2 separate regions of the Homo sapiens genome follow, and region 1 is linked to region 2. The links are chromatin loops, found by intact Hi-C in ENCODE. Cell type or tissue: ascending aorta. All regions are shown on one strand. Each heading gives the region's core, and the rest is flanking DNA. Links, peaks and the distances in the headings are about the cores only. Region 1 overlaps ADAMTS3 (ADAM metallopeptidase with thrombospondin type 1 motif 3). Region 2 overlaps ADAMTS3 (ADAM metallopeptidase with thrombospondin type 1 motif 3).

What was found. Hi-C counts contacts between places; a loop is a spot of excess contacts. Peaks named below come from ENCODE experiments on the same cell type or tissue, not always from the same donor. Only the 100,000 strongest peaks of a DNase experiment are listed, where the experiment ranks them.
Region 1: it touches region 2 in a loop (2.0-fold over the local background); 1 of 110 quality-filtered maps calls a loop at or near these places.

The regions. Positions count from the first base shown.
Region 1 is chr4:72,450,356-72,453,275 of GRCh38, forward strand. All of the region lies in intron 3 of ADAMTS3 (ADAM metallopeptidase with thrombospondin type 1 motif 3), which reads right to left. Among named protein-coding and RNA genes, the nearest start is that of ADAMTS3, 120 kb to the right of the region's middle. In ascending aorta, for the core only: no CTCF peak of the experiment used is centred there; a DNase peak (open chromatin) is centred at 1,176; H3K27ac peaks cover 1,212 bases.
Region 2 is chr4:72,386,301-72,389,220 of GRCh38, forward strand. The region is part of intron 4 of ADAMTS3 (ADAM metallopeptidase with thrombospondin type 1 motif 3); the gene reads right to left. Among named protein-coding and RNA genes, the nearest start is that of ADAMTS3, 180 kb to the right of the region's middle. In ascending aorta, for the core only: no CTCF peak of the experiment used is centred there; no DNase peak of the experiment used is centred there; H3K27ac peaks cover 966 bases.

The sequences.
Region 1 (2,920 bases), core at 149-2,648, 64 kb after region 2:
AGAGCATGCAAGGCACCCCTCTGCTAGAAAACAGACATTCCAGTGTTTCTCAGGTAAGACTTGCTTATTGTGGCTGTGTAAGAGGCATCCAAGTGACAAAAACCTATGTTTAATCCATTATATGACCATTCCCAAATTATCATTCTTTGCTCTTTCACAATCTGGTATTTTACCATGCCTGTGTAGAGGTAGTTTTTACTTTGTCTTACAGAATCTTTTCTGAGGCTTTCACTGATGCCAACACCACTAATAAACATAAGAATTGTCATGATTACACCATCTAAGAAACTCCATGGCAAACTAAAATCTGTGGCAAATGTCCTACTACTGCAAAAGTGTAGACTCCATGAAGCTTCTCTCAATCAAAATTGCAAGTCCATTTCCAGCCGGGTGCCTTGTGCCACCCCGAGCATCTCTCACACCTGTCTTGCTAGAAAGGCCTTCAAGAGAGTACCAAGAGGAGAAACCAAATATACAAAAACAGCATACCAATGATTCCACACATCACTACCCCCAAAACAGGAATAAATGGGAGCAATAGAAAGAGGAGGAGGAGGAGGAGAGCAGGGAAGGAAGGAAGGAAGGAAGGAAGGCAGGCAGGCAGGCAGGCAAAAAGAAGAGAAGAGAAGAGAAGAGAAGAGAAGAGAAGAGAAGAGAAGAGAAATTTGCAACAGATAAGAATATCCTTAACACTAACCTACAGTTTCTATTATTTTCACTGTTGAAACAGACTGCAGACAAGTAAAAGGATAGCATACCCTTTCATGAAATCATCTACAGGCCTTTGGGAATGTCAAAGCCTAATGCTGGCCAGAGAAGTTGGCCAGGTATCTAAAACAGGAGAAGATCAAGTCTGGCCCAATCCTGGCTGAATCTTAGATTCCTGAAGGTCAAATAACATTCAGCACAAACTGACTGCCTGGATAAAGTGCACCTGAGCTACTCAGAACAAATGTCAGGGGAAAAAAAGTTGATAATGAGAAAAGAATGACACAAATTTCTCAATAATGTCTGAGGTCATTTCTTACTAGAAGATTCCAAAATGGAAGCAAACCATGAGTATAATAGACTGATCACCAATCAAAAGAAAATACATAAAATCTACATTTTAAAAGATAGGCATGGAAGCACTAGTGGAAAAGCTAGCCCTGGCCCAGCGCCAACATATTTAGAAAGAAGGCCAGCTCCATTTCATGACGTAAATTGAACATTTTTCAGATCCAAAATTTGTAACTACAGACACAGAAATAGACTGACACTAAGGGGAAAAAAGTTTGTTACACTTACTGATTCCAAACTTTCAAAGTAATGAAACCAAAACCAAAACCCAATATATCTCTGACAAGATTTTTCATAAATTATATACGTTAAAGGAAATATGATTGACCCATTATATTCATATATAAATGAAGCATTATTGGAGATTTTAAATTGTTAAACAATAGCTTTAAAGTTTGGAGGCCAGGCACAGTGGCTCACGCCTGTAATTCCAACACTTTGAAAGGCCAAAATTTGAGGATTGCTTGAGCCCACGAGTTTAAGAGCAACCAAAGCAACATAATGAGACCCCCTTCTCTATAAAAAATTAGCCAAACATGGTGGTGGACACCTGTAATCCAAGCTACTCAGGAGACTTAGGTGGGAGGATGCTTGAGCACAGGAGGTCAAGGCTACAATGAGCTGTGATCCTGCCACTGCACTCCATGCACTCCAGCCTGAGTGAGACCCAGTTTCAAACAATAACAACAACAACAACAATAATAAAAGTTTGCATGTTCCTTTCCCTTTACAGGAAGTCACATTTATAAAAACAGAATCTGAATACAAAAATAAAAGCTTATGCTTTACTAGAAAGTATTGACCAGCTCTACACTTCACAAAATGTGTTATCTATAGCAATAGACATGTTATAATACGTATAAGTTTATAATTTATTTTTATTATTAACATAATATAATATAAAATATAATAAGTATAGTTGGGATATGTATACTAGTCAAAGAACATATTTAGGGTATTGCTTTCATAAAACAGATCTTTTTCTTTCTTATAAACAAAACTGGCCCAATTACCTCAAAAAAGTACAAGCCAGAACTCAGGTGACTTATGTTTCAAATTGCTTCTAGATATAATTGTATGCTTGAAATGCCATTGTCTGGTTGGGAGCAGTTGAGTTAGAACATGAATCTATCAGCAAGGTCGACCCTTCTTTTGAAACTGCTTCAACAACCAGTCTCCATCTTTCAACTTAAGTTTCTTAGTAAATCAAATTCAGTACTGGACTGGGTCACTACAGCTCTCATAATACACAGGCAGTCTTGAGCTGATTTCGTGCATCAGGGATTCTGCAGTATGGCTGGTCTGAACCACACAGTCCTACAAATTGGGCAGGTTCCCTGGGCTTTGGTACCTGCCCACCACTTCCTTCAAAGCATCTCTCCTACAACCTAAAACCACTATCTTGGTTCTAACTATTTACTTGTGTCAAATAGCCAAATACCATTCTACTAGGTTTTTAGTTGATGATCTCTGAAGGGATGTATCGGAGTCTATCTCAAAGAACACTAAACAAGAAGAATGTTTTCTAAAAAATGCAGCAGTAGGGGTAGGGGTATGAAAACTGCCCCTGGATCCACGCTACATACTTCATCTCTGCTCAGAGATTTGCTATTACATTTGCATCTCAAAAGAGCTGGAGAATCCTACTATACTAGAAACCTGATTGCTTAAACAAATGTACTCCCAAACATATGTGGCCACAGGCCATTGCTTTATTATATTATATATTTTTTCCATTTATTAACATTCTAAAAAACATAGAGAAATTCTGATTTATCAGTCCTCTGAGTAGCATCTGCATTTCTTAGAGGTTCCTGACTAATCTTTGATAATATTTCAGACACTATGGCTGGTAGTAGTA
Region 2 (2,920 bases), core at 221-2,720:
ATTCACGACATGTGTTTATATATATACACTCTTATTTTTAAAAGCACATTTCATCCATCTGTGTCACTCTAGCAATACTGAAGTTAAATTGCCTAGCCAAAAATATTGGCAAACAACATTTTGCAAAAACACATTAAGCAACACAAAGCAAGGAATCTGTGTTCCTTCTCTCTCTTTTTTTTAAAGTAACTATACCATCAGTGCAATAAGGGAGAATCACATCTAAATCATATCTAATTTTTTTCCAAATCTGTTTTTGAATTTTACATTAAATTTAAGGGATGGGGGAAGAGAGAGAGAGAGAGACTGAACAACACTGATGAGTCTCAGGGAAAGCAACCAGACAAACACACAGAGCACCATTGCATTTTCATGAGCTAGACATAAACTAAATAGTAGATAACTTTTCCAACACTCTACATCTATTGAGTGTAAAGCTAGGATTTAAATCTAGGTGGTCCTACTCAAGGGCCTGCTCTTTAAGCCCACTGAACTATTCCATCAAAGATAATCAAGGCTTTAACACACTGTGATGTTTTTAAGGGTTCATAAGAAAGTAGATTCTCACCATGGTAAACTAGCATTTTTTTAAGCAATCTTACTCACTGACCTTCCTATTTTAAAAATAAGGTAACATAAAAACAGAATAATTGAAACATTAGAGTTAATTTACATAAATAAATGCTCTTTTCAATAGCTAAGACTATCCAAAATCTCAAAAACCTATTCTTCATCTGTTGGCTGTTAAAGGAGTTTTAGAAAAAGAAAGCTAACAAATTTCTCAAGGTGAGTAGACATTATCAAAGCAAATCACTGATTAGAATTTGTTTTTTACATTCTGACTCTACTCCCTTTAGAGAACTAAATCTGTTAGCTGATGTAATTAGATAGCTAAAATTCATGCTTTTTTGTATGAACATTTCACTTATTCTTCATAACAATTAAGAGAAGCAGGTATACCCTGTTATCAGTCACATTTTACAAATCATGAAACAGATGTCCACAGAGATTTGGTCTCTCTCCAAAGCCATATGACCCATAACTGTCAGAATACAGATGTTCTTAAGCTTGTGATCTAAACCCCATACTCAATCAACTATGCTAGCTGTCTCTTACCTTTATCTTAAATAATCACAAAAATTCTTAAATGGTAAATACCTTTCACAGATAATGATATGCCAAACCAGGTACTATTCAACTGCCAGTTCTTGTGTTGAATTTCCTAATTAAAAGGAGTCAAGCTACCTAGCAACTGACACCTTTGGGGAAGGGAGTCAGCTTGGAGGTGCATATTGGGGCTATCCTGAGTGAGCCTTATCTCACTCTAGATATGGGGCACAAGGCTAATTAGCAAATAGAGGCATCTAAAGTTTTGGGGTGAACTTCCTATATTGAATACAGTACTATCAAAATTTTCTCTTCAAAATTGACTTGAATGAGGTGCCTAAGGCAACATAAGTGGTGCTGGTCAAAAGATAAAGGGATCCATCTCTTCCTAGTTGATTAAAATGCTCAGACTCAAAGAATGCTATTTATTGTTGTTCCCCCAGTATGTAATTAACAAAAGACAAAAAAAAAACTTTCTGCAAGTTCCTAAAGAGTGCTATTTAGCAACATTAGACACTAGAGAAGTAGTTTTCTAAGATCAAAGTATAAGAGCATAAATCCAGGTAATTACCAAGTAATTACTAGCAGCCAATATCTGTCTTATTTGTCAGTGAGATGGTAAGAATGACTGAAAACCAGACTACTTTGTAAAGAGGAGAATATTAAAAACTCTTCCATTAGCATAAGGTAAAAATAGGGATTCTTCTCAACCATAAATGCTGATGTGACAAATCCTGTTGCTGTCATGCCATGTGACAGACACAACCGCAAGGCTTGGACCCCAGCCCACTGATTATGCCAGGCAAAAGGCTGGTGCTCCCAAACCTCAGGTCCTCATCTGGCAGCATGGGTCTGGGGCCAGTATTATACCAGGTCATACCACTATTGTGTTTTGGTCTATGATAGGCCAGGAGAGGAACTGGTACTTCACTAATCATGCAGTTTAAAAGTACCACTGCCTGTATATTGAGGCCCCTCTTCCAAAGTCTGTCATCAAGACCTACTAGAATTATGTGTGCTTCCCTACAATGCAATGTGCCAACAAAGGGGCCACGTCACTACCCCTGGTGCTGCTTTCTCAATGCATTTTCTCCAGTGTGCCCCAGTAGCTTGTGCATGTGCTGCTTAGCCATTACCCTTGTGAGACTTATCTTACAGTTTCAATTTCTGGACTATGAACATTAGAAAAAATAAATAAATGTCTTTTCTGTTCAAGTCATAGCGTTTGGGGGAGCTCTTTGCTGTAGCAGTTTAACCTCATTCCAATCAATCCACAGGCTATATTCTGTCAGCATTCTCCAAGACCACCCATAGATTTGATGACTCCTTAGGAGGATTCACAGGACTCAGCATATAGTCCTGTTCATGGTTAGGATTCATTACAGTGAAAGCATACAAAGAAAAACCTGCAAAGGGAAAAGTCACACAGGGTGAAGTTCAGAGGAAGGCCAGCACAAGCTTCCAAGAGTTCTCTCCCAGTGGTGTCACACAGAACACACCTAATTCCTCTAGCAATGAGTTGGATAAAACATGTGAAATGTTGTCTACTAGGAAATCTCATTAAAGACTCAGTGCCTGAGATTTTGTTGGGGGCTGGTCACGTAGCCATCCTCGGCCTAGCACAAACCAAAATTCCAGATTCCCAGAAAAAATTAGGTGTTCAGTATCACCCACACTGTTTGTACAGTTTTGGCACAGCAAGCCACCCTTATCAGTTCTGGGAATGCGAACCCTTCTAAATTCCAGTTTTTAATATGCCAGCCAATGACCAACCTTGCAAGGAGGCCTTTCCGAGGATAACAGCCTCAGGACT